2 separate regions of the Homo sapiens genome follow, and region 1 is linked to region 2. A link is an interaction called in ENCODE POLR2A ChIA-PET data of the cell type or tissue named here. Cell type or tissue: OCI-LY7. All regions are shown on one strand. Each heading gives the region's core, and the rest is flanking DNA. Links, peaks and the distances in the headings are about the cores only. Region 1 overlaps LRIG1 (leucine rich repeats and immunoglobulin like domains 1). Region 2 has its middle 48 kb from the start of KBTBD8.

Region 1 (16,252 bases), core at 4,921-9,920, 560 kb before region 2:
CCTTAGTGTTCTCACAGCTCCCTCTGGTCAAGGAAAGCAGTCTTTCTCTCTGCCAGCAGCAAAGAGGGAGAAAAGCTACCTTGGCCTGGTCATCCTTTTTGTCAAAGCAGAGGCCTGAGCAAAGTAAGAGCTCAAGCAACCGAAACCAGCTGCCTGGCGAGGGCTCAGCATAAACTGAGCAGAATAACCACAAGGGGAAGGGTGTCTAGACAGCCTCGGTCTATGGAAGAAGCCACCCTCCCCTGCAGTGTCAACTCTGGAAAAGCAGGCTCCAAAACGCGGCTCCAGCAAAAGAGCAGATGAGAGACCATGTCAACAGCTGGGAAGGGCACCGCGGGCTCCCTCGCCAAACGCAACACAGAGGAGAGCGCCTGAGCCTGGCCCACCTGCCAAGGACAGCCACCAGCAATCCAGCAGGGACGAGGCGCCCGAGGACCTCATGTGGGGACAGTTCACATGCACTGCTTTAACTACAAAGCCACTTCAGTGACAATTCTTGCATATGGGACTTTTCCAAAATTCAGAGAGACCAAAAAGACCGCCAATTCTAAATGTGGCAGGTAAACAGCCTGTCATCTTTTCAACTTCGGTTCTATTTGTTTCTTCTTTCTTTCCATTCTTCTAAGTTTCTCAACACTTAAGAGACTTTGGTGGAGGGTGGTGAGGGGTATAGGAAGCTACTAAACAAGCAAGGTATATTCAGGAAATACACAGATGAAGCCTGGGAGGTCTGAATTATTCTATCTGGCAGAGGTATTTCCACAGGACATACAGGACTCTACAGAATGAATGCCACTATCTCTATCTACACTGGTATCTGTCACGAGCATTTAATGTGTCACAGGCTTCACACTAGATTCTGGGAATACAATGGTGGATTGGAAACAAAGCCAGTCACTGCATTCAGGGAGCTTACAGACTAATGGGGTAGTCAGAAACGAATCAAACATTCACACAAAACTTCTATACATAGCACTGCAGAATCCTCACGATGGGAATCTAACTTAAAGGGAACGTCAGCCATGGTTTCTATGGGGAGAAACGTTTAAGACAGATGAACAGAAATCTGCAAGGCGAAGAGGGAAGACCCATTCTCCAGACAGAGGAAATGGTGGGTGAGGGACATGGGACATGGTGGTATTTAAAAAGTCTTTTTAAAAAGCCCCACGTGGTGGCTGGGACAGGTGGGGCCAGGTAAGAAGCGCGATGAGGGGCAGGTGGACAGTAACAGCTTTAAACAATGGGATTCATGTGCTCCAATTTGCAACTCTGCAAAGACCCCTACAGCTGGGGGCAAGGGGTTGCAAACAGATGTGAGTAAAAAGCTCTCTCCTCCCTCTAAAGTCTGCATAACAAAGTGAAATAGTAATGACAAAAAAAATTTAAGATAAAATTTATACTACAGGCTAGGCATGGTGGCTCACACCTGTAATCCCAGCATTTTGGGAGGCCGAGGCCAGCGATTGCTTGAGCCCAGGTGTTCGAGACCAGCCTAGGCAACATGATGAAACCCTGTCTCTACCCCCAAAAAATACAAAAATTAGCCAGGCATGGTGGTGCACACCTGTAGCCTCAGCTGCTCAGGAGGCTGAGGTGGGAAAATTGCTTGAACCTGTGAGGCAAAGGTTGCAGTGAGTCAAGATCACACCACTGTACTCCAACCTGGGTGACAGATTAAGACCCTCTCAAAAAAAAAAAAAAAAGGAAAAATTATCATACAAAATTATTGATAAATTCCACCTTTCTCCTTCCATCTTGCTGCTACATTCCTTTTCTTTTGAATGAAGGGTGGGGGCAGTGGGTCACTGGCGGCCACAGCACTCTCCCAGGACTACGTACATCTTACAGAGCCACAAATCCAAGGCATGCCAAAGATTTCAGGCGGTGCATAAACTCCATCAGCAGGCTAAACTGTTTATATGTTCTTGAGTTAAAAATACACCACTCGGGTCAGCGTTAACACCAGGGCCTTATCACCAAGGCTGTCTGTGAGCTGGTTACACAAGGCTGGACCATGACTCGCCCATCTTTTAGATGTGTCTCAGTCTGCAAATTATCTAACGATTCATCAGTGAGATGATCATAAAGCCAACAAATATACACGCATTTGAGAAAAACACTTTCCAAACCCAAGGATACTTTACTGTTTATAAATAGTTTACTTTTTTTGATCCCCAAGCATATAATATTCGCAGTTGCTCCAGAAACCAAAGGAACATGGAACAGGAACACAAACCACAACCTAACAGAAACAATAAACAACAGATGGCAAAACATATGTGCATGTTACCACCCCCTTTACCAAACAGGCAAACCAAAAATGGATCTGACACACACGCCTACCAACAAAGAAACACGCTCTTCAAGATCACATTCAAGACACCATGTATAGAGCACCAGCTGTACAGCCAGAACTACACTAGGTGCTTCAAGCCACCAAAGACCAATCGGCCTCCAGGAATTCAGAGACGTCAAAGGGAGGCCAGAAAGAAGGCAGTGCTAGTCTTACCGTATTTTCTTCTAAACATGTACACGCAGGTCTGAATTCTAACTGGCAAGTGCTAGACTCTAAACAAGTCATTCAACTACTCTGGGCCTCATGTATACAACAGAGACAATATTTTTCATAGAGTTAAGATGGTGATGATCAGTTAACACAGATATATCCTGCTGCAGAAAGGTACACTATTATTGCGACAGTTATAATAATAACATTATAGCTACCCTTCCTCAAGCTTCTGCTTGTGTGTTAGGCCCTGTGTTAAATATTTCATTTTTTTCCTTATAACAAGCTTAAGGAAGTCGGCACTACAATTATCCCCATTTTACAGAAAAGGAAACTGAAGTGGAGTAAATTGCCAAGGTCACCCAGGCAGCCAGGCCCCAGAGCTGCCTCTTAACCACCGTGCGTCATGAACCGCACAGCTGCTGCATCCCCACAACCATGGCCCCTCATAACCAGATGCCTGGAATGCAGGACTCTGAGAAGACAAGGACACAACATTATCTTCCCCTGAAGACCCTGAAATACTGCACTGCTCTGGGCTTTTCACTGGTTAGCAAGGCACCTGAACTTAAAGAGCTCAAGACAAACGCTTAAATTCTGATTCTCAAGTCACAATCGACTCAACTAATGATTCTGAATAGCTGATGTTTATGACTTTTTAAAAATGTCTCAAAACAAACGAAAAGGGTCACAATAAGTAAGTGTGGCTATCGTATTGTTTTCCATGTATGGACATGTCTATTTTAGGTATCACAGACTCACGTCCAATCACTCTGCCAATTTCACCTCAATGCTAGTATTTTAAACTCTGACTAGAATTTTCCAACTACACTGTAACTTTACGCTTTTGTGTTTCTTCTACATTTAAAAAGAATGCCATTTCCCAATATATAACTCCCAGATGTAGAATTCACAGATGATTCATCTCACAGAACAAGTGTTCTGAGACATCAGCTCCAAATAGAGGAAAAACTTGGAATTCCCTTCGCCCTCAAAGTAAAAACTTGCCTAGATCTGCTTTGCTCAACAAAGTTTGCTTTCAATTATATTTCCAAATTCTTCTAACAATAACTCCACGGCGTCTGGCACCAACACATCTGATTCTTTGAAGTGGTTCTCAAGCAGAAAGTAGAAAATAAGGAGAAATGGGAAAGGAAGAGAGGACTATCCATAATTTTTGTTTTAGGTCAAATATTCTCTCTAAAAGTTCTGACATATAAAATCAGACAAACCACAAGCTATGACTTCTCATTGAGGGGCCACACTGCAAGAAGCAACAGCAATTGAAGAAAGCCTCTGCATTTAGCCGCTGGCTCCAGAGGGGAAAACAGACCCTCAGCACAAAGAAAATGGCCTTTTACTCCTGATATTTAAATTCTAAAAACACTCCTATGAAGTCCTCCACACAGGCCAATCAGGAAAAATTACACTTCAGGGGTAAACCTCAGAACCCCTTAGAGAAACAATGAAACTGGGGGATCCGTTCTGCCCTGAAAGAATGTACCAAGCTCCAAGACAAAGTGGTAAGGCAATAAACAAATAATTATCAAGGGACTCCTAGGTACATGAAATTGAATGATCCCTGCTGCTTTCAAGTCTAAGTGGAGAGAAACACACACACACACATACACACATACAGGGATGTGTGAAGAGTTACCTAATCAGATAGACTCAGAGATTCCTCCGGGAAAGGACGAGATGTCAACAATAAATTCACCAGAACGAGACCAAGTGAGTAACAGGGAGAGTGTGTGACACTGACACACGAGGCTCGAAGAAGGGTGGGAACATCATTTGGCCTGTTTTGAGCTCAGAAAGCACAATGGAAAAAGGTCATCTTTGGTTCTTAAAGGGAGAATTTTTTTTGTAAAGTCTAGTTTTTTGGACACTCTATTCCTAAAGTAGTCCCTAATTGTTGTTAAACTTCTGTCAAGAAGTTCCAGACCACTAACTGTTCCTCCAACTTCATTGCATTTTAGTTGTATCCCCAAACAAAACTCCAAATTCCAAGAATTTGTTCCGGAAAACAATAATAAAAATAAAAATAAATTTTAAATCCGGAAGTTTCGTTTTATGAAAATTTACACGATAAAGAATGAGTGGAAGGAAAAGAAAAGCCCAAGAATTTCCACTGAAGGCACTAACAAATTCCACGTCGAAGAAAAGTGGACATCCAGAACAAAGAAAATAAAAGCTTCTAGATTCTCCATGAAAAGTATTTTAAGGAGTCCAATTACTGTCATAATTTTCAAGATTTTCAAAAACAGTGTAACTAAGAGGTAACCAATGCAAACCTAGGTAGATGGGTAAATTTAATATGAATTTGGCCAAAAACAGAGTCAGACTTCAAAATTAGAAAAAGCCACAGCCGGGCGTGGTGGCTCACATCTGTAATCCTAGCACTTTGGGACGCTGAGGTGGATGGATCACTTGAGGTCAGTCATGAGTTCAAAACCAGCCTGGCCAACATGGTAAAACCCTGTCTCTACTAAAAAAAAACAAAAAAAAAAAAATTAGCCTGGCTTGGTGGCAGGCGCCTGTAATCCCAGCTCTTTGGGAGGCTGAGGCAAGAGAATCACTTGAGCCAGGAAGGCAGAGGTTGCAGTCAGCTGAGATCACACCACTGCACGCCAACCTGGGCGACAGAGTGAGACTCTGCCTCAAAAAAGAAAAAGGAAGCCACTAGGCTGTACATGTTAATTGGCTGAGTTTCTATCTTGAAAGGGATACACGAAAGATCTCCCTGGTAAAAGGGATGGCAAGCTGGCCCAGAAAGAACAGGCAGTGCAGTGAGTAGCTGCCCTTCCTGTGGCCATGACTATAGAATGTGACAGGTGGCCCATCCAGTCCTTAAAGGCAGTTTCTCAGCATCATTTACAACTTCACTTATGGCAAGTATTCACTGAAGGACTGCCTGAGAAAGATGCTGCCTGCAGTGGCCCTGAGAAAGGACCCTTTGGGAAAACATGCCTGTAATTTATTTTCCTGGTTTTTTTTCTTTAAATTTTTACCTAAGTTCTTAAAATTCTAAATCAAAGATCGAAAGTGGATCTGTACCAGCCTCCACAGTTTTCTTTGGGCCAGAGGGGAAAAGGAGGTAAAAATGAAGGAAAGCACCACTTTCTTTGTGGAGTATTCACTCCTCCTCAATAATATCTCAAGGCTCACAAAAGGGTCCCTCATTGAGACTCTGCATGCACATACCCTTTTTTCTCTTTGCTGCTTATGGTATCCATCTGAGAATTTCACTCAGAAGTAGCAAACATTGGCCTAGCATGGTAGCTCACATCTGTAACCCCAGCACTTTGGGAGGCCAAGGCAGGAGGATCACTTGAGCCCAGGAGATCAAGACCAGTCTGGGCAACACAGCAAGATCCCATCTTCACAAAAAATAAAAACTAGCCAGGTGTGGTGGCACATGCCTGTAGTCCTAGCTACTCAGTAGACTGAGGTAGGAGGATCACTTGAGCCTGGGAGGTCACGGCTATAGTGAGCCATGATTGCGCCACTGCACTCCAACCTGGGTGACAGAGTGGGACCCTTTGTGTGTATGTGTGTGTGTGTGTGTGTGTGTGTGTCTAACACACACACAGAGAGAGAGAGAATGTTTAAGTATCCTAGATACAGATCAATTTAATTCTTACCATCCAATGAAATATAAGTTTACTCCCTTTTTGCTTCAATTAGAATAGAATCATGAACCTAAAAATGAGGGGTCTTAGAAATTATACATCCCTTTACAGACAGGAAATGAAGTGACTAGCCCAAGGTTATGCTGCCAATCAGTGGCAGAGCTGGGACGAAACCCCAACGTCTCCTGAGGCCCAGCCATGAGCTAGTTTCCCATTCTACCACATCCTCACTTTCATGACTTTAAGAAAATTAATTTTTTCCTCTCAGGTGAATCATTTTTATGCCTCTTTGGGCAAGCACCCCTTTAAGAAACTCCATGAAAACGTGGTCTCCTTTCTGTCCAGAAAGACATTCTGAGCACCACGACTTCACATAAAGTTTCTCCCAAGTAAATAATAAGGTCAGCCAATCTTTATTTTAGGATAGTAATGAAATGAATATAATTTACTCATTTCTAAGTATTGTTTCAAATGACCTTGTGAAAGAACCCAAAAATCTCCATAGAAGAGTCTCTGATTTTTCCATTGGGTAAAGCATAGCCCTGGATAAGGCCAAACCACCCAAAGCAAAGAGTCCTACACAGACTCCAAATCTGAGAAAACAATCAGAGGAATTTGGGATGAGGCAGATCTTAATAACTACAGGGCATGTCAGCTTGTTTTCTGGATCTCCCCTCCTCCAAGATGGAAGGAAACCCTGCTCCCTTCGAGCTGCAGCCTCTGCATCCATCACTTCATTGCATCAACAATTCACTTCCTGGAAGCAACGAGCTCTTCTGACTGTTTATAAGTTTTGCAAGCACTGGGAGCTTGTGTGCCAGAAACTCACACCAGCCCAGGTGGAGGGAGGAAACCACAGACACAGAGAAAAATTCTTCTTAATTAAAAATAAAACGAAAACTAAGACGGAGGCATGATGCTGGGTCAAGGTACCACCACACTGCTAAAACCAGATGAAAGAATGGTGTTCTCCTAATTTGCAGAACAGCACTTAATTTCATAGAATCTCTCAATACTAAGCTTTTCTGCCCCATAATTTAAAAAAAAAAAATGCATTGGAGCGTGCTTCCACTTTTCTAAACAGAGAACCCACTGTAAATGGTGTATAATCGGTTATCATATAAATTTAATTAAGCTTCACAGATCCACCAGTTTAACCTGACCATGTTGGACAGCTTTTAAGGCCACCGAACACTCCATAATCTACCTGGAATTTGATTTTCACAGATAGAAGATGGAAGTCATTCCAAAAACTAGGATAAAGTGAATGGAATTTGGAGGACTAGTAATTCCCACTCAGATTCCTAAATGAAGCTGCAGCTAGCAAAAAATCCATTCTAAAGAAGCCCCCTCACCAACAAAGTACCGGACTGAGGAGAAATTAAACTATGGACTTTTATAAAATAAAACAAACCATGCAGCAGCTACTTGGAGAACACATTTTCAAATCTGTGTGAAGTTTAAATCAAGCACAGAGGGTTCCAGGAACCTAGTTCTTTGCTTTTTGAAGATTTTTCTTACAGGCTGCCTCTAACTCTATTTAAAGCAGCCTCAAGTAGCCACAGCTGGAGGGTCAGGCCTTACAAAGTAAACAATAGTTAACTCAATTCAGACTCATGACTTAACTACAACCAACGGCTAATTATCCCTCTACTAAACAACAGTATCTGAGACATCACTTTTTAAATGATCTATTCCATTTCTAATTATGTTTGTTCACTAATGGATTTTAATCAACAATTAATAGCTTGGTAGAAACCTCCCAAGTAAGAGCTATGTGGAGAAAGTGGAAGGTTAATCAGAATTGCACATTCTGGCAGAGGACTAGCACAAAAGAGCTTGCTAAACACCTCCTACAAAAGAAAAAAAATCTGTATTTTGAGAACATATAAACTAGGGTGCACACAGAATGTGCCCAATAAACATTCTGTAAATATATAGCTTACCAAAACGCCCTTTGGAAAAACACAGTTAAAATGAATGTCAATTTTTTCAAAACTTCCAATTTCTTAAAACCACCCTACAGTAAATAGTATGGTATATAAATTATATCTCAATAAAGCTGTTAACTTAAAAAAAACCTATACATTTGCAGATAAAATGATATGCCTTTGATTTATTTCCAAAGAAAAAATAAATAAATAACATGGAAGGGCAGCAGCATATTGGGAAATAGATCAAATAAGACAGCTGATGATTGTTGAAGATGGGTGACAGATACCTAGAGTTCATTACATTATTCTGTCCACTTGTGTAGATATTTACCTTTCTCCATATTCAAAAGGTAAGAAAAAACACTCCAGAGCAACAGAAGTGAGTTAGTTTATTTAAACTACCTGCCTGCATATCAACTGTTCCCTTAATTCAAAATTTTTTCTAAAAGCTATGTATTTCAGATCATCTCTCAAGAAAAAGAAGCTGTACCTGCAACAGCTTACTTTCTAATCAGTTGTAAGTTTTCTCTAAGCAGAGCCCAGCTTGTTAATTTCTTGTTATCCAGCCCAAAGTGCTAATGCTTGAGAGACAAATGCTTTCAAACAAAAGAGCACTGGAACTACAAGATTTGAAACAACAGCAAGATTATCTATCCTCCAGTTCAGAAGTGTTCAATCCTTCTCATTGCATTTAACAGGCTATCATCAAGTAGGTAATCCGGAAGAAAAGAAGTTCAGTGCAATGTATGCTTTGACCAAGATAAGCAGTAAAATATTTCAATGGCAAATTATAAATTGGTGGAAGGAGCAAAACAGGGAGGGGGAAGCTGTTAAATGCTGCATAAAGGAGTCTTAGAAAATAAAGTTGTGAGTTGTTTTTTTTCTAATCAGCTAAAAAAAAGAAGAAAAACCCTGCATTACGTTCATCGTGTTTCTCAAAGTCCAGCTAATTCTGCTTGTAAGAGAGACCTTCACTCATTTCCTTCATTTTCTTCCCAATAATGTGAGATCTTGAGAATGCAGATCATAAAAGATAAGAGATTAGAACTTTTGACCACAAAAGTTCAAAAACTAATCAACGCAAAACACTTAAAAAGAGGCCATGCTTTCTTTAAACCCTCTAAATGTCACCTTTTGCCAAAACAAACTGAACAAGCAGTAATTAGAACCTGCATCCTGGTTCATAAGGAAACCAAAATGTATTAGGACTTGCAGAAATGAACAGATTGGTTGTTCGCACAATGGGCCTTACCGGTTATGCTAGATTAAATAGTAATAAAGACGAAAACAATCGTGGCCGTTCACGTGGGCAAGGCTGTGAATCATGGCCATTCACTGGGGAAGGAACTCAGGTACAGGTGCACAAGGAGTGATAGCAAACAGTAAACAGCTTTTCAGGTGGCATCCTTGCCAGATTCCTCAAATGACCCTGTGTTCCCCGCCTGTGTCCCCTACAAAGTTACTATGCAATTCCAAACAGACCAAAACAAATGAAAAATGTTCTTTGCATACAACTCCACAATTGTCTCCTGTCCTCCCTCCTCCCTCCTCCCTCAAGGTTTTCCAAAGAGAAGCGGGTACAGTGAGGATTCAGTTAGCCCTAAAGTCTGTAACTTAACCCTGTTTGGAAGAGCACACCTGCATTTTTCCAAGCTATTGACTGAGAGGTGCTACTTGCACCTTGGTAGGGCTCAGTTTCAATGAAACCCTGGGAAATAATAGGATAAAATGATTAGTTTAAGGGCCTCTCACTTCCCTGCCACCTTCCCATACCTGCCTCCCTTCCAAAAGGATAGTGGTAAACAGACATAACTATTTGTACAACTGGAATAGATTTATAAAATACCTCAATAATTTTTGCTAATTATATAATCTGTTGCAACTGTTCATAGCTTCCTGCCTGTTTGGCTAAGATTTCCAAGGGTACATGAGGTTCACTTGTGGCACTTCATACATATCACCAAAAATCCATGGGAGAAGGCCGCTTCATACATATCACCAAAACTCACAGGAGAAGGCTGCCATCTTCCCATTCCAAAAGACTCCTTCACAGCAGAAAGGTAAACATTTCCCAGGAAAGCCTCTGTCACCAGCAATCTGGCTTGGAAGCTGGGTGTGGTAGCATGAGCCTTCTAGTCTCAGCTACTCAGGCAACTGAGATGGGAGGACTGCTTGAGCCCACGAGGCTGAGGCTGCAGTGAGTCTTGATTGCACCACTGCACTCCAGCGTGGGCAACAGAGTGAAACCCTGTCGAAAGAAAGAAAAGAAAGAAAGAAAGGAAAGAAAGAAAAAAAAGAGAGAGAGAGAGAAAGAGAAAGAAAGGAAGAAAGACGAAGGGAGGGAGGGAGGGAAAGAAGGAAAAAAAGAAAGAAGGGAGGAGAGAAAGAAAAAAGAAAAAGAAAACAGAGAAAGAAAGAAAGAAAAAGAAAAGAAAGAGAAAAAGAGAAAGAGGGAAGGGAAGGGAGTGGGGGAGGGAAGGGGAAGGGAAGAAGGAAGGAATCTGGCTTGGAGAGACTGGCTGTGAGACAGGATAATAAATTGGAGCTACTGAGGCCTTTAACCTTCAAATTGTGCTCCAGAATCATCATAAAGTAGATGGACCCAAGTTGAGGAACCTAGCTAAATATAGGCATCATCTAACTTTGTCCTCACAGCTTCTATAAGATAGAGCATTTTTCTGTCTTTTTAGACATGAAGAGGTTTGCCCAAAATCACACATGTAGCTGTAGACTGGAGGTGCCAGGGATGGACCACAGAATTAACTTTCAACCCCTTCACCGCCACTCCTTAATGACGAGTGTGAGTTGGGTGTGACCACCAGCGGCAAGAGCCCCTGCATATTTAACACAGTAAAGGTGAGGAAAGCTTTGTCCCTAGCCCATTCTCTCCCCCAGTCAATAACCCAAATGGAGACCAGGAGACAGCTGGGTAGCAAATGCCCATTTAGAAGATATAAAGAACTAAAGGCAGGAAATGAAAAGTATAAAACCCAGTGAAATGGAGAAACAGCTTAAAAAACTGAAGGACTTCTATGAACAGATTGAAGTTATAACTTGTGTTTCAAAAGACTATGCATAAAGTACTTAGGTAAAAACCATTGATAACAAATTATACAAAATATAAGAATATAAGAACATATAAAGCAAAAAGCCTTTGTATAAGAAAAGTTCACAAGCATACCCACCACCCCCTACAAAAAAGAGACACAAATTGCCGACTTTCAACTAGAAATTAGACCATCAATAAACTGCAAATTTTTTCTGCAATCTTTATTGATCCATTCATTTTGCTTAATAAGAATGGTCATGTATCAAGTATTTCAGCAAAAAACTTCTCAGTCCTAGTCATAATTGGACAATTAATTGGTCAGTCGGGACTGCTCTTCTAAACTGTGCAGCTATATCAAATTCTTTGAGCAAAACATAAATGCAGGTCCCAGAGGTAAACTATTATAAAAATGTTAACCACTGGTCTTCAAAGTGCTCTATTTCTTTCCAGAGGAGATAAGATCTGAGTTTCTTACCAATTTCCACACTTTAACTTGAAACAAAAGCACAAGATAACCACATAACTGACATACAAGAACTGAAGCCATGAGGTAGATAGAATGAACCCTAGTGGCTCAGTGTCATGCTTAAGTCATAAAAAATAACAGTAACGGTCCCTAAATTTCCCACAGGCTGGTAAACACTGGAGATTTTTAGATATTTGCCCTTCCCTGCCTGGGAATTTTTCCTCCACCCGTCCTCCCTCCTGTCTCAAGACAATGCCATCAGCCTTTGAAACTGCATCCATTGTAAACAGCTCTGAATATTAACACGGCCCAGAGTTCTGTTCGCTTTTAAAAGACCCCCAGGGTTTCAAATTGCAGTCACTGAGGAGGGGGAACGTACCCAGTGAGTAAATGTCACATAGCTCATTCAAAAGGAATTGAAAGTTAGGCTTGCTCGTGAAACTTAAAGTCCTTCTACCTATGGGGTAGGTCAGAGGAATCCCTTTTATGTTTTAAACAAACGAGGAAAAGAAGAAAGAAAGACTCTGATACAACCAACATCCTTTACTGCATATAACAACTTTCAATTCAATGAATCCCTCTTCTAGATTTCCCTCTCCTGTGCATGCCACTTTTTAAATAACTATAGGCTATTTTAAACAACCTCCACCCAGCCTTCCTATCTAACAGACCTTCAGGGCTTTAGCAGGTGCACAGCACTGGGCCAGGTGCATTGTTAAGTCACACAAAACCCCAGTGCTCTCTCCTGCATTCCTGTCCACCCTGAAAGAGAGGAGGCTGAAGACTTTGCACCAAGGAGACACCCCTGCAGAAGCGGGAGAGGCCCTTTCATTGTGATCATGGTGTCTGAGGGAGAGAAAGGTCAGCCAGAGGCCGTCCCAATGGACTCAGGGAAGCTGCAGGGAGAACCCAGGCAAAGTAATTAACACTGGAGGGAGGAAAGCTTTCAGCTAACGGTGCAGAGCTGGGGAGATGGGACATGAGGACATCCACTAGGAACCAGCTCTCATCACACTACACTTAATTTTTCTTCATCTTTCTGAAGATGGTTCCGAGAATTACTGCTGATAATATGTTCAAAAGTCCAAAGTCTGTAAAATCTAGTAACCAAATATAATTATGCAAAGAGACAATACACTACTTTTTAAAACAGTCCCTTGAAAAGCGGGGCAGGAACAGTTCTGACATGTCCTAAAGGCAAGAGGGACATTGTGTGCCAATACACAGTTAATTTACATGGGGCGCTGGGAATCTCTGGACACTTCCTACTTTAGCAGTACTCAAAGAATAGATATTACGGCCACAATTTCATATCAGCAAGACTTAAACAGTGTGCCTTTTTCTCACGACAACCAATATTATTTGCCAGAAATCTCACCTTACTCAAAAAAAGTTGTCAGAGAGCTATCAACAGACAAGTTATCCCCCAACAAGAGGGAAGACACTTGTTGCAAAAGAAAAGGACTCTGAGCTCAAGCTAAAGTTCCCTGAAACTCTAAGAGCACTTGCACCTTTCAGACTGTATTCTTGGCAATTAACCTGTGTTTAAAATGCTCCCTATTCCAAACAACCCAGGTTCTTCCCTGTCCCACAAATCGGAAGACTTTTGTTTCAAAGTCTGTTGAGTTTAAGTGATATGGAGAAGGAAATATTTCAGGACCATCCATACAACAATCTACTTTAAAAAAAAAACATGAATCTCAGTTTAGGTTCCAGAACAATTTGGTGATCTGCACTTTAAACTTAATTTGCATAAACAGGATGGAAAGTATTTTCCAAACCCTTAATTCACAACACCCTGCACACCTGGGCCTTCCAGCACAGCTGTAAAATTTGAAAGACAAAGGCCCTCTTTGCTTCCCAACCACAATGGCAACCACAGTTGGTGTTTATTTTCTAAGGTAATCATAAGTACCACTTCTTTGCCAAAACTGGCAAGGTTAGATTTAAGCTAACTGATCTGGTATTGCAAACACATAGTACAAAGAGATCAAAATCAATAAACTCATCTTAATGTGGCTTAGGATAACCACACTTGGTATACACTTTTGTGAATATCCTTGCTTTAGAATGCTCTGTCATCTTCACTCCACACTGAGAACAAAAATCAGGGTTTGTTCTTCCTCTAGGCCTGCCTTCCTAATCCTAATCCCAATCCCAATGGGCTACCATTCAGCTCTCAGGACATTTAAACTAGCAACATTTTGTGACTAAACACTGCTGAAATTTACGGCACAGGTAAGAGTCTAAGGTAAACTGTATTTAATACTTCTTAAATAGCTTCTGAAGCCATGCTCTCAAAAATAATTTCAAAGAAAGCAAATATCTGAGTTCTAAGAAGTTCAACTTCTTCTCAGGTTCTGGGAAGTTGGAATAAGGCTTGGCAGTGGCTTGGTGCTATTTATGAATGTGCTAGTTGGACCATGCCAATCTCACCTACGTAATGGGCTGGGAGACTTAAATTATGGCTTGACTACTACAACTGTAAGTTATTGTGCTGAAAAGTTATCCTCAGGCCCCAAAAATGAACCGATTATCATTATCCATTCTGTTTCTTCTATTCACACTGCATTTACATTCACTATTTAAAAGTTTTATTTTTCTTATATCAGGCCTAGAAGCAACTTCCACATCAGACGCACTGTTTACAAAAAAAAAAAAAAAAAAAAAAAAGGTCCCATAAAGCCACAGGTCCTCTGCTATCTCAAACCCACAGCCTGAAGTTGTTTGAACTAGCTGCAGTAAATCCAGTTCATGGGTTTATAAACTAGCTCAAAGCATTTTCTAGACACCGTGGGCTTAGAGCGTGTAAACTTGGTGAAACTACAAGATATTTCATTATATCATATACAGACACTTTCTCCCCTAAAGTCTTGCTGAATCTTAGCCAGGAATACAAACCATATAAATACTCTTATGGAAATTCCAGAATAAGACTCACGGAGACTAATGATTTAAATTCAGAAGTCTGAAGTCTAGAAAAAAAGAACACATTTGCTTGATTTGTCCTTAATCAGAAATAAGAAAACTTCACAAATATTTTTCAAAGGATAGCCATTTTGCACTGCATACTGTGTTGCTACATACTAACCAGAAATCATGCTGCTCATATCTTAAAATCGAATCAGTCAACACCATAATCAGTATACTAAAGTCTACTGATGCTCAAAATACCCACTTTGGTATTTCTCGATCATCAAATGTGTGAGTAAAAGAGAAGGACTTCAATTTTGAAGGTATTTATGCCATGTGAAATGTCACTCCTAGGCAACAGAAAGCCTAAAGAAATAACCAGTATGTTTTGCTCCAAAAATTAAAGGGCAAGGCAAAGTGGATCTTGTGACCATAGGAAAGTGCAAATAAGAGGACACCCTGCCCTCTCTGGGAAGTTACTTCTGTGGAACTAAGTGCTTTCCCCACAATGCCACTGACACATGGCATTGGGAGTCACTCTTCCAACAGGTGAACACTTAAGAAGTTAATCTGATTTTGCCCACATGATTCTATTTAAAAAAAAAAAAAAAAACTACCGTATGTAAGGGAAAAATCACAATACCCCAGACTAAATAAGAGACTACCTAAGGACAATACTGGGCTCTATCTCCCAGTACTTCACAAAAGCTCTGCCTCCACCCTACGACCACTGATTTTCACTAACTCAGTAAATTCCACAGAAGAAGTAGATATTGAAAACCTAACTGTAACTAAAGGGTTCCTGGTTGTCTTCAGAACTCTGTAGTACTTGTTCATGGAGCAGTGTCTCGGGCCAAGTTAAAGATTCGTGCCCCATTTTGAGAGGTACAGGATCTTTACATTTAAAAGGAATTAACTTTTCTTCCCTTCACGGTAGTCAGAACACAGGCCACATTTTCTTCGATCAAGCCACAGGTGCTGGTTACAACTTGTGACACCAGTTTTCTCTTTTTAAAACAGCCATAGTCATGCCTAAGGTTACTGCTGTGCCTTTCCTATGTTCTAGGAAAAATGTCCAATTATTCAACCGAAATGCGGACTATTTAAGCTAGGCCTTTTCTGGAAAGGTACTAATGGTTCTACAGAGATGCTAATTACCCATAACTGAACGGGATTTGACTCATGCACCAGATTTGTTAGAAGTAAAAGAAGACTATTCTATTCTACCATGTTTACACAGAAGTCTAATGCCTTTTTTTTCCTGTCAAATCTCCTGTAAGAAGTGTCCCACTAAGTCCTAATAAGCCCACATCCTGACAGCACAGAAAAGAACCTCTTTCGGGTGAAACAAACAGCTTAAATCAGCCAAGCCCCTGGCACCCTCTCCTGAAGCAGCACTTCTCCAAAACTCATTTGCACCATTTATGGAGGAGAGAGTCTTGAGGGTGGGCCCCACCCCACTGGATCATCAAGCCCAATGGGGCCCCAGGGAACACACAGGAAGGGTCTGGAACACAGTTCCGTAAAATGCCAAACAGGCGTAAAAGGACAAACTCCCAGCACTCACAGGTCGCCAGGAACTGTCAAAGCCCTCTAACTCAGGGGTCCTCGGGGGAAGACTGCCTTCTGCCCCGCACAGAGAGGCAAGTCAGGCCACCACGGTCTTCGGGGATCAGGAGACGGCTACACACACTATCAACTAATAAATAATGTAAACGAAAGACTGGACCCAACAGTCACCTTCATTCATTA
Region 2 (16,252 bases), core at 7,095-12,094:
GGAAGATTTTGTGGTAAGGGGTGATATTGTGGGGTTATTAGAAGGAGCATTTGTCATTTAGAATGATTGGTGATGGCCTGGATACAGTTTTGGATGAATTGAGAGACTAAATGAAAGACACAAGGTCTGAATAAGAGAAGGAGAAAAACAGGTATTAAAGGACTAAGAATTGAGAGGACCCAGGACACCCAATTAGAGAGTGCCCAAGGGGGTTCAGTGTAATTACTTGCTTGGTTGGCAAGTTTTTGGGCTCTATCCTTGAGTTTTTTTTATGTTGTCATATACCAGGCCAGACTGATTTAGGTAAAACAACACTTTTCATTTAAAAATCTACAGAGTCCCCTTTTTTTAGCAGTGAGTAAGTTGAGGCTTTGGCGATTTTGGAGGAAAGAGAAATGCAAAGCCAGCAATTGTTTTTTAAAGAAGGATTAGAAACAGCTAGGAGACAGTGAGTGAGATTGATAGTGTGGTGGAGACAGCTGGGGAGAGGTAGAGGGTGGCATAAGAATGGGAATGAGAATAAGAGTGAGTATAAAAGTAAAGAATAGGACTTCATTGGATGAAAGTATTGGAGTGTACCCTGTCAGCAAAGATCATCTATCCACTTTAAGAGTGGCAGTTTAGGAATAGCACCAGGCGATATTAGCTGTGATGGCTTGGAGAAACAGTGTAAACAGGCAGTGTAAACAAGAGCAGGACATTTATGAGTAGTTGAGAACAGTGAATAGGAGTATGACTAGACAGAAGACAGTAGGGATGACAAGTTTTTGGGGTGCAGTCCAAGTTGGGCTGGTGTCTGGAATGAGACTGGGGCCTAAAAAAGAGGAGTGTCCATACAGGAGCTCAAATGCGCTGTACCCTCGTAGCATCCTGAGGGCAGACCCAAGTTCTGAGAAGGGCAAGTGGTAAAAGTATTGTCCAGTCCTTTCTAAGTTGGAAACTGAACTTGGTGAGGTGTGTTTTTAAAAGACCATTAGTCCATTTTACCTTTCCTGAAGACTGAGGACCGTAAGGGGTCTGAAGGTTCCACTGAATACCAAGAGCCTGAAAAACTGCTTGGGTGATTTGACTAGTAAAGGCCTGTCCGTTATTGGACTGTATAGAGGTGGGAAGGCCAAACTGAGGAATTATTTCTGACAGAAGGGAAGAAATGACCGTGGTGGCCTTCTCAGACCCTGTGGGAAAGGCCTCTACCCATCCAGTGAAAGTTTCTACCCAGACCAAGAGGCATTTTAGTTTCCTGACTCAGGGCATGTGAGTAAAATTAATTTGCCAGTCCTAGGCAGGGGCAAATCCCTGAGCTTGATGTATAGGGAAGGGAGGGGGCCTGAACAATCCCCGAGGAGGAGTAGAATAGCAGATGGAACACTGAGAAGTGATTTCCTTGAGGATAGATTTCCACGATGGAAAGGAAATGAGAGGTTCTAAGAGATGGGCTAGTGGCTTGTAACCTACATGGAAGAGGCTATGAAATGACAACAGAATAGAATGGGCCTGTGAGGCTGGAAGGAGATATTTTCCTTGGTCTAAGAACTATTTGCCTTGTATGGGAAGAGATTGATAGGTGGAAGTTTCAGTGGGGGAGTAGGTGGGAGTGACTGATGAGAAGGAGAAAAACTGGTCGTGAGGGACAGAAGTTGGAAAGCTAGCTGCTTCTTTAGCTACCTTATCAGCATAAGTATTGCCCTGAGCAATGGGATCTGATGCCTTTTGATGGCTCTTCCAGTGAATGACTCCAACTTCCTTTGGAAGTAAAGCAGCCTTGAGAAGAGTTTTTATTAAAGAGGCATTGATGATGGAGGACCCTTGCATAGTGAGGAAACCTCTTTCTGCCTATATAACAGCATGGTGGTGCAGGATATGGAAGGCATATTTAGGGTCAGTATAAATATTGATGTGTAGTCCTTTTGCAAGAGTGAGGGCTCAAGTTAAGGCAATGAGTTCGGCTTGTTGAGAGGTAGTGGAGGGGTCAGAAAGTATATGTGTCAGATGTGAGGAAGAAAATAGATTTTGGAAGTTATGAGAACTGTAGAGAGTGAGTTGAGCATAGTTTGTGATTTTGAGGGCCTCTAAAAGTATTAGGGCAGTGGCAGCCACCGCGCGGAGACATGATGGCCAGCCTAAAACAGTAAGGTCAAATTGTTTGAACAAAAAGGCTACAGGGTGTGGTCCGGCTCTTGTGTAAGAATTTTGACCACACAGCCCTGCACTTCAGCTGTGTGTAATGAAAAAGGGTTGGAATGAGTTAGGGAGAGCTAGTGTGGGAGTAGTCTCTAAAGCTGTCTTCAAGGAACAGAAAGAGGAGTGGGGAAAGGATTTAGGATCTACGGGGTCAGCTAGGTTTCCTTTTGTGGGTTTTTATAACGTTTTTGTTAGGATGGCAAAACCAGGTATCTAAAGGCAAAAGCACCCAACCATGCCCAGGAAGGAAAGGAGTTGTTGTTTTGTAGAAGGGGTTGGGGTTTCAGAGATCAGTCGGACATGATTGGCAGGAAGAGCACGTGTGTTTTTGTGAAGAATTATGCCGAGATAGGTAATGGATTAGGCTTGACTGAAGTAATGGGGGCTGTCTGCGAAGCCTTGTGGCAGTACAGCCCAGGTAAGTTGCTGAGGCTGATGGGTATCAGGGTCAGTCCAAGTGAAATCAAAGAGAGGCTGGGATGAAGGGTGCAAAGGAATAGTAAAGAAAGCATGTTTGAGATCCAGAACAGAATAATTGGTTGTGGAGGGAGGTATTGAGGATAGGAGAATATATGGGTTTGGCACTACGGGGTGGATAAGCAAAATAATTTGGTTGATAAGGTGCAGATCCTGAACTAACTTGCAAGACTTGTACAGTTTTTGGACAGCTAAAATGGGGAATTGTAAGGAGAGTTTATAGGCTTTAAAAGGCCATGCTGTAACAGGTGAGTGATAACAGGCTTTAATCCTTTTAAAGTGTGCTGTGGGATGGGATATTGGCATTGAACGGGGTAAGGGTGATTAGGTTTTAAAGGGATGGTAAGGGGTACATGATCGGTTGCCAAGGAGGGAGTAGAGGTGTCCCATACCTGTGTATTAAGGTAGGGAGATACAAGGGGAGAATGCGAAGGAGGCTTTGAACTGGGGAAAAGGGCAGCAATGAGGTGTGACTGTAGCCTAGGAATAGTCAGGGAAGCAGATAATTTAGTTAAAATGTCTCAACCTAATAAGGGAACTGGGCAGGTGGGGATAATTTAAAAAGAGTGCATAAAAGAATGTTGTCCAAGTTGGCACCACAGTTGGGGAGTTTTAAGAGGTTTAAAAGCCTGGCTGTCAATACTCACAACAGTTATGGAGGCAAGGGAAACAGGCCCTTGAAAAGAAGGTAATGTGGAGTGGGTAGCCTCTGTATTGATTACGAAGGGGACGGACTTACCTTCCACTGTAAGAGTTACTGAAAGTGTCTGTGATGGTCCAGGAGGCTTCCGAGGTGATGGGGCAGCATCAGCCTTCAGCCACTAAGCCGAGAAGATCTGGGAAGGAGTCAGTCAGAGAGCCTTGGGCCAGAGTTCCAGGAGCTCTGGTAGTGGCTGCAGGGTGAGTTGGACAGTCCGATTTCCAGTGGGGTCCTGCACAGATGGGACATGGCTTAGGAAGAATCCCAGGCTGTGGGCATTCCTTGGCCCAATGGCCAGATTTCCAGCACTGAAGTAAGATCCTGGGGGAGGAGGTCCTGAAGGAATGCTTGACCACTGTGGTTTAGGCATTTTGAAGTTCTTGTGTGCTGGAGATGTGGCTGGGGTTTTTCTCACAGTGGAGGCAAGGAATTGCAACTCAGAAATATGTTGCTACTTGGCTGCCTCTACTCTATTATTGTACACCTTGAAAGAGAGGTTAATTAAATCCTGTTGTGGGGTTTGAGGGCCAGAATCTAATTTTTGGAGCTTTATTTAATGTCGGGAGTGGATTGGGTAATAAAATGCGTATTGAAAATAAAACAGCCTTCTGACCCTTCAGGGTCTAGGGTTGTAAAGCATCTCAGGGTTGCTGCCAAATGAGCCATGAACTGGGCTGGGTTTTTATATTTAATGAAAAAGAGCCTAAACGCTAACTGATTTGGGAGAGGTTGGATAAAGAAAAAGAAGCATTAACCTTGACTATGCCTTTAGCTCCAGCCACCTCTTTAAGAGGAAATTGTTGGGCAGGTTGGGAAGGGCTAGTTGCAGAATGAAACTGTAAGCCAGACCAGGTGTGAGAAGTGGAGGTGATAGAAGGATTATAGGGTGGGGGAGCGGAGGCAGAGGAAGAATTGGAGCCTGATTCAGCCTGGCAGGGAGTCACCTGAGGAGGAGCAGTCTGGGGAGGAGGGGAGAAGTCAGATGGGTCGGTAGAAAAGGAAGATTGAAAAGACTCAGCGATGCTTGGGGTTGGGACTGAGGGGACAGGCGGGAGGGAAAGAAGGAGGTTTTGGGATCATTCGCATTGGGAACAGAGACTAGGGAGGGACTGATGTGTAAAAGAATGCCTGGACGTCAGGCACCTCAGACCATTTGCCCATTTTACGACAAGAATTATCTAGATCTTGTAGGATGGAAAAATCGAAAGTGCCATTTTCTGGCTATTTGGAACCATTGTGGAGTTTGTATTGGGGTTAAGCGGCATTGCAGAAGAAAATAAGTCATTTAGGTTTTAGGTCAGATGTGAGTTGAGGAGGTTTTAAGTTCTTGAGAACACAGGCTAAGGGAGAAGAAGGAGGAATGGAGGGTGGAAGGTTGCCTATAGTGAAGGAGGCAAGCCCAGAGAAAAGAGAGGGTAGAGATGTGGAGAGAAGGGGTGGGGGGTTCTTGCCCCCCATGAAAGTGGTGCTTGCCACTAAGGGTGAAGGATCAAGGGAGGTGTCCCCGCGGTGATCAGACACCTCTGAAACGTGGGTGAATAATCAAGCATGCGTCCCCGCAGTGATTAATGACCAAGGGAAGACTGTCTTCCCGAGTCTGTGACCGGTGCCACTTTTGGGTTCACGGATAAAACGCATCTCCTCTGTCTCTACCAGAGAAGGAAAAGAACTGAAATTAAGAGAACGGAGAGATTGAAGGATGGCACCAAGATTGAAAGGAGAAAGAGATTGAGGGATAGTGAGAGAGGTTGGAGAAGAGAGTAAAAAGAGGCTGCTTACCTGATTTAAAATTGGTGAGATGTTACTTGGGCTGGTTGGTCTGAGAACGAGAGATTGTAGGTGGATCTTTCTCATGGAGCAAAGACCAGGAGGACAGGGGATTGATCTCCCAAGGGAGGTCCCCTGATCCGAGTCATAGCACCAAATGTCATGCACGTCCGTGTGAAGAGACTATCAAACAGGCTTTGTGTGAGCAATAAAGCTTTTTAATCACCTGGGTGCAGGCAGGCTGAGTCCGAAAAGAGAGTCAGCAAAGGGAGATAGGGGTGGGGCCATTTTATAGGATTTGGGTCGGTAGTGGAAAATTACAGTCAAAGGGGGTTTTTCTCTTGCAGGCAGGGGCGGGGGTCACAAGGTGCTCAGTGGGGGAGCTTCTGGGCCAGGAGAAGGAATTTCACAAGATTAATCGCTCAGTTAAGGTGGCGCAGAAACAAATCACAATGGTGGAATGTCATCAGTTAAGGCAGGAACCGGCCATTTTCACTTCTTTTGTGATTCTTCACTTGCTTCAGGCCTTCTGGGTATATATGTGCAGGTCACAGGGGATACGATGGCTTAGCTTGGGCTCAGAGGCCTGACAGTATACAGATGCAGAAACTTTGGAAGTGTACATAAGAAACCAGTAATAGTGCTTATTTGTTCAGAGGCTGGGAAAGTGAGTACAGATGGTCACAGGTGAGAATAAGATTTTTCTCTGAATCCCTTTTTATATTATTTTATTTTGTACTACTGATTCAAAAACTTACCCCCAAAATAAGATCTGGCAAATACCTTGCCTTTTCTAGGCAGCTCTAATTCATTCCATCAATTCTTGTTTTATTAAGTCATCATAGGGACTATGTGCCAAGCACAGAATTCTTTTCTGGCATCAGAATTGTACAATATTGACTTAAAAGTAATTGACCTAGAATACAGTACCACATGGTGCCAAAATACAAAAGGGTCTGTGTAATACTCAGTTCGAGAAAGGTAAGGTCCTTTTGGGTTTTGGGCCTCTCTGGCTCTCATAGCCACTTCAGAACAGTGAGTTATAACCTTGTAACTTTCTGAATCCATCTACCAGGCTATAAAACTCCAGGGATCTGGTGAGCCAGGCTACTTGGGGCCAGGAATTGGGCGAGTCAATCCATGACTAGGATACAGAGTTAGCAAATAAGGGATTGGCCAGGATTCCCACTCTGAATTTCTTTCTCTCTTCCCCTGGCCTCAATGATCTACCCTGACCACTTACCTCTATAGACCCCTATGAGTGCTGACATTGTGTAAGGGTCAAAAGAGAGAAATAGGGAGGAAGTCAGACTGAGAGGGAGAAAATTGGCATTTGCAGGTTCTACATACATGAGTGGTATTTTTAATTAATGAGATTTTTGGAGACACTTTCATTAAAACCATTTTTATATTTTTAGGCTTAAATTTTTTGAAAAGTTAAATTCTAGGCAAAGAGGCCCAGATCCTTTCAAATAGGGCAAGTTGTGGCTGAAGACCAATTACCTGCATGCAGAGGGCAGAAGACGGAAGGGAGCAGGCAAGCTTGGAATAAATGAGATTCCATTCCAATTAAATGAGGAGTCTCAGAAGCACCTCCCACAAGCTAGAATTACTGTGATGCCTGTTGATGTTTTAATCTCTTCTTTTCTGTCGGGTGAGAGGCATATAAAGAATCAGAGAAATAAGGAAGGCCAGTCACTTGAGAAACCACATAAGCTTTTTTTTTTTCTTTATAATTTTTAAGCATAAAGAGGCTGACTGAAATTGAGATGCGATTACTATACAAATGGCCTGAGAAGAACAAAGGCAACGGTGGTTTTGACAACTGACCATGGTGGATAAGATTTTAATTATTTAAAGAAATCCTAGAAAATCTTAAAAAAGAATCAGATGGAAAGAGAATCACTCAAGCTTTGAAAGGAAACCTAAGGTTAAAATTAACAAGGCACATTAAGAGCTGAAGATGAGTTAGAATAATACCCGATTTTACCTGGTATTTACCCTAGGTTTTCCTCTAAAATTGAGCATCTTGTTTAAAGAGAGTATTTCTTCATATTTCTAGATTTTTTTGTTTAATAGAGAATTCTACCTTGGAGGAAGCCTGAGTAGAAAATTTTGTTAAATTTGGTGACTGACTTAATCATGCCTTTGGGAAGACTAGCTATTCAGACCTTGCAGCTATAACTTAGACATCCTTCTGAAAAGGATGACAGCATCTGCCCCCAAAATAAAGAATTCAAATAGTGGGCAGAGTATCGGGAGAAACTTAGAGGCCACTGAAGTGTTAGCATAAACATGCAAATCTGCAAAATAACCTTGGTATTTTGCCAAGATTATTTTGCAGATTTGCATGTTTGCAAGCAACAGATATATACCATTTTGTATCTGTTGCTCAGAGGACAGCACTAAAATTGGCTCTTTAGGCAGATGCAGCTTTCAAAACAAGAATTAGATTTTAGGTCTTCAGAGTCTCAAAAACAAGAAAGGCAAACAAAACTTAGAGATGATTGTTGAAATATATTTAATATTTTACTTTTGCAACTTGAAAGCTAGTGACTTTTTTTTTTTTCTTTGAGATGGAGTCTCCCTCTGTCGCCCAGGCTGGGGTGCAGTGGCACAATCTCAGCTCACTGCAACCTCCACCTCCTGGGTTCAGATGATTTTCCTGCCTTAACCTCTTGAGTAGCCGGGGTTACAGGTGTGCACCACCATGCCTGACTAATTCTTGTATTTTTAGTAGAGATGGGGTTATACCATGTGGGCTAGGCTGGTCTCAAACTCCTGACCTCAGGTGATCCACCTGTCTTGGCCTCCCAAAGTGCTGGGATTACATGCGTGAACCACCGTGCTTGGCCAAAAGCTAGTGATTTTTATCTTTGCATTATTTTAATAAAGTAATTTTCAAAAGTTTTAAATGACATTGGAGCTCAGTTTGCAAGTTTATCTTCTATAGAATCTTACATACATAAACCAAAAACTAGAAATTTATTAGTTTTAACCTGTAAATTCACATTTATTACAGTTTTTACTTAAAAATAGACTGTTGACAAGCTGATAATTTGAAAACAGAAGCTGTCATTATAATAGTAGTTATGACAGTTGTAGTCCTTTGTCAGCTTCAAGACTCATCTGATTTTTGTATGTTATTTTGTTTGCACAATAGGGAGAAAAATCTTAATTCACTAAATAGGAGCAAATAGCTTTCTAACACACTCATTTTGCATTCTTTGGGTACTGGATTACTTAACTGATTTTGAAACACCACAAAGAATGGTAGATTGTTTTCCTACATTTATTCATTAATACTTCTAACTACTGTTCACATAATTAAGTGTTCAAATTTCAGAGAAGTTGATAAAAAGATATAATCAATTCTTTTGGTAGAAAATGCTTTTAAACTGTATCTTATAATGTGATGGTAAGTGGTGTTTTAAAAAAATCTTGTATACTTCAATGTTTGTCTATAAAATATAGAGTCACTTAAAATTTCAAGTAGTAAAATGGATTTTGCTTTTCATATTAAGTCCAAAATTTTGTTTCATTACTAAGGATGGTATAACTACAACCTGAACAGCCTTACAAATGTTATTTATGTTGTAAAAATTACTGTCAAGACAAAGAAGCTGATGTAAAATGTATAATCAAATGTGACAGATATCACACTCATGAATAATTAATAAAAAGCCACGTATGAAAAGCTACATGTATTTCAAAAAATTAATATTGCATTTATAAGAAGTTCAATTGTATGGAAAGAGATGTCCAAGCAAATATTATTTTGAAATTTGTGCCTGACAGCGAAAGATCAGGCATTAATGCTCTCCAATGTGTTAACATTTGGTATTTAGCACTTTTGAACAAGTTGGTTTGTGTGTTTGTGTGTTACAGTATAAATCACATCAAAAAAAGTATAAAGTCATGTTTGAATTAAACAACATTGTGTGACTCCTGAAGCACATTTTGAAATAGCTTTTAAGATATCTCAATAGTAGAGTCAGAGTTTTGGGACTTAGGATTGGAAACAATTACTACAAGCCTAAAATCCTGAGCTTTCATGTTGGTGTATAAATCCCATAAATCTCTTAATCACTCCTAGGGCAAGCTTTCATCTAATTTTCCCAAGAGAGAGTTATCAGACAAATTCTTGGAGTTCAATTAGGGCATGTTGGAGCTCTTCAGAGGATAGGTTTCATATAATTCTAATAAATCAATATGAATCCCAAGCTTGTATAATATAATTGTGTTAAATTCACTTCTTCAGAATGCTGTGCTATGACATTATGTCTTTAAATTGTTATCACAAAAGGCTGAATTTCTTTTCTAAAAAAAAGTAAAGTTAAACCTTCTATAAGTAAATAATAGGGCATTTTCTAAAGCTGTCTCACAGTGTATTTTTCTGGTTTGGTCTTTAGTTAATTTTACCACTGGTCTGTATCAACTAAAGGTATTTTATTTAAGATGTCACGAATAGTAATAATTACTGAAAAAGATATAGCACCTTAACTTAGGAGGCTGGTAATCTGTCAGAAGCGTAAAAATCATTAACACATGTATCCTTTACATAACTGAATTCACTTAAAAGGCAAACTACCAGGGTCTATAATTATAGCCTGATTACAACTTTCACTTCCTGTGTCAATTTCATGAAATGAAATCCATTCAGCGCACCAGCATGGCACATGTATACATATGTAACTAACCTGCACAATGTGCACATGTACCCTAAAACTTAAAGTATAATAAAAAAAATAAAAAAATAAAGTCAGCTCATAATAAAAAAAAATTGTCTTCATATCTCAGTTTGTTCTTCTTCCTGTTACTGTACTTTAGAAGAGTAATAAACTCTATTTAGCAACTCCTTTCCAAAAGTAGGCAATGTAAAATAAGTCAGCTTCTTCTAAAGCATTCATGTAAATGATTTTAGCCTTCCTCAGTCTTGACCTTTACTTACATTTCCCTCATTATGATAATTTTTCAAGCAATCTGTGAAAGATAATATCACAACTCTCACTTCCCCTAATTATAGGCTTGTTGTGAGAGCTGTATTTGCACTCTCCCACCTTCTTCCTGTTTTGTCCTTATGTTAATCTGTGAAAGAACTAATGGGCATAAATCCTTTAAAAATTATTTAATTCTGGTAAAAATACTTCACATGAGATCTACCCTCTTAGCAAATATTTAAGTGTACAATTATAGTTGACGATAGGTACGATGTTGTATTTGCATTTTTTTGTCTCTGTATTCTATTGACCAAGCTAGGCTCCTGAAGTGGTGTAGCACTATCTGGCATGGTGGATAGTGACATGAGAAGCCAAAAATGACTTCAGAAAGAGGGTAATTCAGAGGACTCATTAGCTTAGGTGCGAGGGAGACACACTACTGCATTGGAGTTGCATACAACTAAAGGGTTTGCTGGACAGCCAGATTTAGTCAGGCAAGTTCTGCCTTCTTGTTCAGATATGTTTTAGCTGGATAGAAAACACTTAAGAAATATCTATTAAGTAAATCCATTCACATAACCAGATATGGGAAAAAGCTGTGTTAGCATGTTCCTGGTATTGTAGAAACCCCATTTTTCACCAATGTACAAATAGAAGGCTCTGCTAAATAACTAATTATTACTTACTGCTATCCTAATAAAGGATAAGAAGAATGCCCATTTATCCAAGTGGGAAAAATTGAAATAATTATTTATTCTTGTTTTTGGAGTGTACTTATACATATATACTTGAGTGTGACTTTCATTCTGGAAACTCACATTGCTTAAAAAAAATTAAGCCACATTAAACTGAAGTTAAATAGTAGTCAAACTACGATTATCTGACTCAAGTGACAACACATTTATCTTTTTCCCATTCTTTCTTTGCTGATCAGTTCTTCAGTTCCAATATAGCTCCCCGTTGACTGCAGCAAAGCAACAGCCTTGATAGAGTTGATTTTTTTCTTCCATTTACTATTTCCCATCTTACTTATCACATAGGAAAAAAGAAGTGCTTTGCCATATATTGCAACTTCCAGAAAAACAAAATCTTCTTTATTTACATTAGAAAGCCCTGAAATAAGTGGAGCAGGTGAAATTGTCACAAAATTTGAAGGCATGAGTTAGCATGGTTAATCAGACATTCTATTCAAAGGTAAGGCACATAGGCTGTCTCATCTTTGACAGGAAGTATAGAGGACTAATGATTTTATCCATTCTTTCTCCCTCATTTTGCTTCATGCAATATACAAAAAATGATTCAGGTGGGTGAAAGACTTACATGTGAAAAGCAAAGCTTCTACGCAATTTTTTAAAAGGAGTTAGGGGAATATTTTTGTGTCATTTGCTAAGATTTGGTTGTTTGACCCCTCCAAATCTCATATTAAAATGTGATTCCTAATAAGGTGTTTGAGTCATGGGAGTGGATCCCTCATGAATGGCCTGGTGTTATCCTTGAGATAATGTGTGAATTCTTGTTCTATTAGTTCCCATAAGAACAAAAAAGAGCCTGGTGAAAAAATAAAATAAAAATAAAGATAAAAAAGAGCCTGGAACATCCCTGCCACCCCGTTGCTTCCTCTCTTTCCATGTGTCTCTGCACATGCCAACTCCCCTTCACCTTCCATTATGAGCGGAAGCAGCCTGAAGCCCTCACCAGAAGCAGATGCTGATGCCATGCTTCTTGTACAGGCTGTGAAACTGTGAGCGAAATAAGCTCTTTTTCTTAACAACTTACCCAGTTTTAGGTATTCCTTTATAGCAATACAAACATGGATTTAGATAGCACTGGAGCAAAAATGAACAGATCACAAGAGAAATGATTGGTAAATCTGACACATGAAAATTAAAAACTTGTATGTAAAAAAAGACACTGTAAACTAAGTTAAAAAATGACGACAAAAGGGAAAAAGATATTTCAAGACTTATAAGAAAAAGCATTCCTATCTAGAAACTGTAAACTCCTACAAGTCAATAAGAAGACAACGCAATTAAAAAATGGGCAAATAATATGAACAGGTAATTCACAGATGAGAAAACTCAAATAAACATATTAAAAGATGTCCAACCTCACTAGGAATGTGGGGAATTCAAACTAAAACAACAATGACCACATTTTATACTTCAAAATTTACAAGTCTATTAATACCAGGTTTTAGCTTGTAGAGAAAGAGGGAATTTTCATAAACTTCTGGCAGAAGTATAAATTGGTAAAACCACTTGGGAAAGCAATTTGGTAACACTTGGTAAAGAAAATAAACCTATCCACATTCAGGTATATTCCTTGACTTTTGCACATATGCATAAGGAGACATTATAAAGGTATTCATTACAGCAATGGAAACAACTAGATGAATGGCCACATAAATGACAAAATCCTATATGGTATCTAAAATGAATAAATATACCCAATACATATCAAAATATGATGTTCAGTGAAGAGCAAGTTTCACAATGTTTATTATTCAACTTGTATAAAAATATTAAGATATAGTTTATGCAGAAAAATATACAAATATGGACAGGAAAGATATAAGCCATCATCAGAATAGAGGTCATCTTTGGAGAGAGAAACATGGAGGGGATTGGAATAGGGGAAAGAAAAGAGGACATTCACTCTTCTCTGTAATATTTTATTTCATAAAAACAATTGCTGAAGCAAGCATGGCAAAATTAACATCTATCATTTGGAGTAATGAGGACATAAATATATATTATATTATCTTCTGTATTTTTTCTGCTTATTTTAATCATTTCATAACTAAGCAATAAAATAATAGCTGTACACTTTAAAGATAAATTAACGATAGATGCTCAAAACTAAAAATTTGAACTACTTAAAATATTTTATTTTCCAAAATAACAATTGATAAAAATTTTTTTAAAATTAAAAAACTGATTTAAAAAATAAAAAAGCTAAACATTACATAGCAGGACTTATAGAATATGGCCAATATGTTCTTTAGACAAAAATTGATTGTCTTTAATGCACTTACTTCAAGAGTTAATTCAGAATAATTCCTATAAAACCTGAGGCAAGTAGCTGAAGGAAATAACAAAGATGATTGTAGAAATCAATACTTTCAAAACTGGGTCTTTAGAAAAACAAAGAAAATAGAAAAATTTCTAGAACATTAAAGAGAACAAACAATAAAACCTAATAAGTGATATTAGAAATAAAAAAGGCATACCTACAGAAAGAAATAGAGAAGTAAAAATGAAAAGAGACTAATACACACACTGGTATGTGAACACATTTGAAAACAAAAAAAGAAATAAATCTTCTTAAAAATATACATATAAAACTTAAGAAGAAATAGGAAACCCAAATAAAAGGCAAACAAGGGAAAAATTAAGGATGGTATCAAAGGCTCTTGCATCGAATAGTATTATGAGTGAATTATTTAAGACGAAATACATATATATACCCACACATATATATATACACATATATACACACACACATATATATATACACACATATATATATATACATATATATATATGATTCCCCACCACAGAAAAATATGGAAAGCTACCCAGGTCATTTTCCAAAGCTAGCAAACCTTGAAATCTACATGTGTCAAAGATGGCATTAAAATGTTTCTATAGCTTTTTCTCACTTATAGGTATAGGGTGCACTAAAAAAGAATAATTAGCAATAGAATTAGCCAATATATTAAAATAATTCATCCTATGATAACAGTATGTTAACTTATCAGTAGAGCCAATAAGAAAAACACAGATGCAGCCTTAACAGGTCCTTAATCAGAGTTGGGATAAATTTTTTTTAATTATTATTTTTTTAACCTTATTTTTTTTAAATTTTACTTTGAGTTCTAGGATACATGTGCAGAACATGCAGGTTTGTTACATAGGTATACATGTGCCATGGTGGTTTCCTGTAGCCATCAACCCATCATCTAGGTTTTAAGCTCCACATGTATTAGGTATTTCTCCCACTGCTCTCCCTCCCCTTGCCCTCCACTCCCCAACAGGCCCCAGGGTGTGATGGTCCCCCACCGTGTCCATGTGTTCTCATTGCCCAACTCCCGCTTATGAGTGAGGACATGAGGTGTTTGGTCTTCTGTTCCTGTGTTAGTTTGCTGAGGATGATGGTTTCCAGCTTCATCCATATCCCTGCAAAGGACATGAACTCATTCTTTTTATGGCTGCATAGTATTCCATGGCATATATGTGCCACATTTTCTTTATCCAGTCTATCATTGATGGGCATCTGGGTTGGTTCTAAGACTTTGCTATTGTAAATAGTGCTGCAATAAACATACGTGTGCATGTGTCTTTATAGTAGAATGATTTATAATCCTTTGGGTGTATACGCAGTAATGGGATTGCTGGGTCAAATGGTATTTCTGGTTCTAGATTTTTGAGGAATCGCCACACTGTCTTCCACAATGGTTGAACTAATTTGCACTCCCAATAACAGTGTAAAAACATTCCTATTTCTCTACAGCCTTGCCAGCATCTTTTGTTTCCTGACTTTTTAATAGTCGCCATTCTAACCGGCATGAGATGGTATCTCATGGTGGTTTTGATTTGCATTTCTCTAATGACCAGTGACGATGAGCTTTTTTTCCATGTTTGTTGGCCAGATAGATGTCGTATTTTGAGAAGTATCTGTTCATATCCTTTGCCCACTTTTTGATGGAGTTGTTTGTTTGTTTTTCGTGTAAACTTGTTTAAGCTCCTTGTAGATTCTGGATATTTGACCTTCGTCAGATGGATAGATTGCAAAAATTTTCTCCCATTCTGTAGGTTTCTTGTTCACTCTGATGGTAGTTTCTTTTGCTGAGCAGAAGCTCTTTAGTTTAATTAGAACCCATTTGTCAATTTTGGCTTTGTTGTAATTGCTTTTGGTGTTTTAGCCATGAAGACTTTGCATATGCCTATGTCCTGAATGGTATTGCCTAGGTTTCCTGGAAGGGTTTTTATGGTTTTAGGTTTTACGTTTAACTCTTTAATCCATCTTGAGTTAATTTTTGTATAAGGTGTAAGGAAGGGATCCAGTTTCAGTTTTCGGCATATGGCTAGCCAGTTTTCCCAACACCATTTATTAAATAGGGAATCCTTTCCCCATTGCTTATTTTTGTCAGGTTTGTCAAAGATCAGATGGTTGTAGATGCTTGGTGTTATTTCTGAGGGCTCTGTTCTGTTCCATTGGTCTATATATCTGGTTTTGGTACCAGTATCATGCTGTTTTGGCTACTGTAGCCTTGTAATATAGCTTGAAGTCAGGTAGCATGAAGCTTTGTTATTTTTGCTTAGAATTGTCTTGGATATATGGGCTTTTTTTTTGGTTCCATATGAAATTTAAAGTAGTTTTTTCTAATTCTGTGAAGAAAGTCAAAGGTAGCTTGATGGGAATAGCATTGAATCTGTAAATTACTTTGGGCAGTATGGCCATTTTCATGATTCTTCCTATCCATGTTTTTCCATTTGTTCGTGTCCTCTCTTATTCCTTGAGTAGTGGTTTGTAGTTCTCCTTGAAGAGGTCCTTCATGCGCCTTGTAAGTTGTATTCCTAGGAATACAGCGTTGCTTTTATTGTTAATGGGATGGATAGATGGATAGTGTGTGAGATTTGTCTTTTTCTTTTTAAATTATATTTTCTGATTGATACATTGAAAAGCTACTAGGGTGTGTGTGTTTAATTCGAACAGACTTTTAATTGACTCTATGGGGTTTTTAAAATAAAATTTTCCTGGGCTCAAGTGATCCTCTTACTTCAGCCTCCCCAGTAGCTGGGACTACAGTTGCGTACCCCAGTCCAGCTATTTTTCGTGTGTGTTTCATGATGGGGTTTTGCCATATTACCAAGACTTGTCTCAAACTCCAGGGCTCAAGTAATCCTCCCACCTTGGCCTCCCAAAATGTCAGAATTATAGGTGTGAGCCAATGAGCCTGGCCCAATATTATTTCTGATAGCTTGGCCAGTCCATTGGAAGGAACCATTTGTTTCAACTTCTCAAAGCATTAGTGCCTTGGTGGACATAGCTTCCAGACCTTGCATTGGAATACTAGCAAAGTCTAAGAGGGATTCAGTCTTTAATTTCATAATATAACAGCCTGATAATTCTGTATATAGGAGCCATGTAGATGAGATACTTTTTTAGAACCTATACTTACTCA

Evidence for each region. ChIA-PET counts read pairs that join two places held together with the same protein. Peaks named below come from ENCODE experiments on the same cell type or tissue, not always from the same donor. Only the 100,000 strongest peaks of a DNase experiment are listed, where the experiment ranks them.
Region 1: POLR2A ChIA-PET joins it to region 2 with 8 read pairs; 2 of 35 experiments call an interaction of 5 or more read pairs at or near these places.

The regions. Positions count from the first base shown.
Region 1 is chr3:66,483,469-66,499,720 of GRCh38, forward strand. The region is part of intron 1 of LRIG1 (leucine rich repeats and immunoglobulin like domains 1); the gene reads right to left. Among named protein-coding and RNA genes, the nearest start is that of LRIG1, 9.4 kb to the right of the region's middle. RefSeq lists a silencer at 12,237-12,531. In OCI-LY7, for the core only: a CTCF peak has its summit at 6,408; DNase peaks (open chromatin) are centred at 5,223, 6,303, 6,943, 9,353 and 1 weaker place; H3K4me3 peaks cover 4,934 bases; H3K27ac peaks cover 5,000 bases.
Region 2 is chr3:67,038,468-67,054,719 of GRCh38, forward strand. No RefSeq gene overlaps it. Among named protein-coding and RNA genes, the nearest start is that of KBTBD8, 48 kb to the left of the region's middle. RefSeq lists a silencer at 9,634-9,693. In OCI-LY7, for the core only: a CTCF peak has its summit at 7,685; DNase peaks (open chromatin) are centred at 7,804, 9,754, 10,134, 10,424 and 1 weaker place; H3K4me3 peaks cover 3,759 bases; H3K27ac peaks cover 4,473 bases.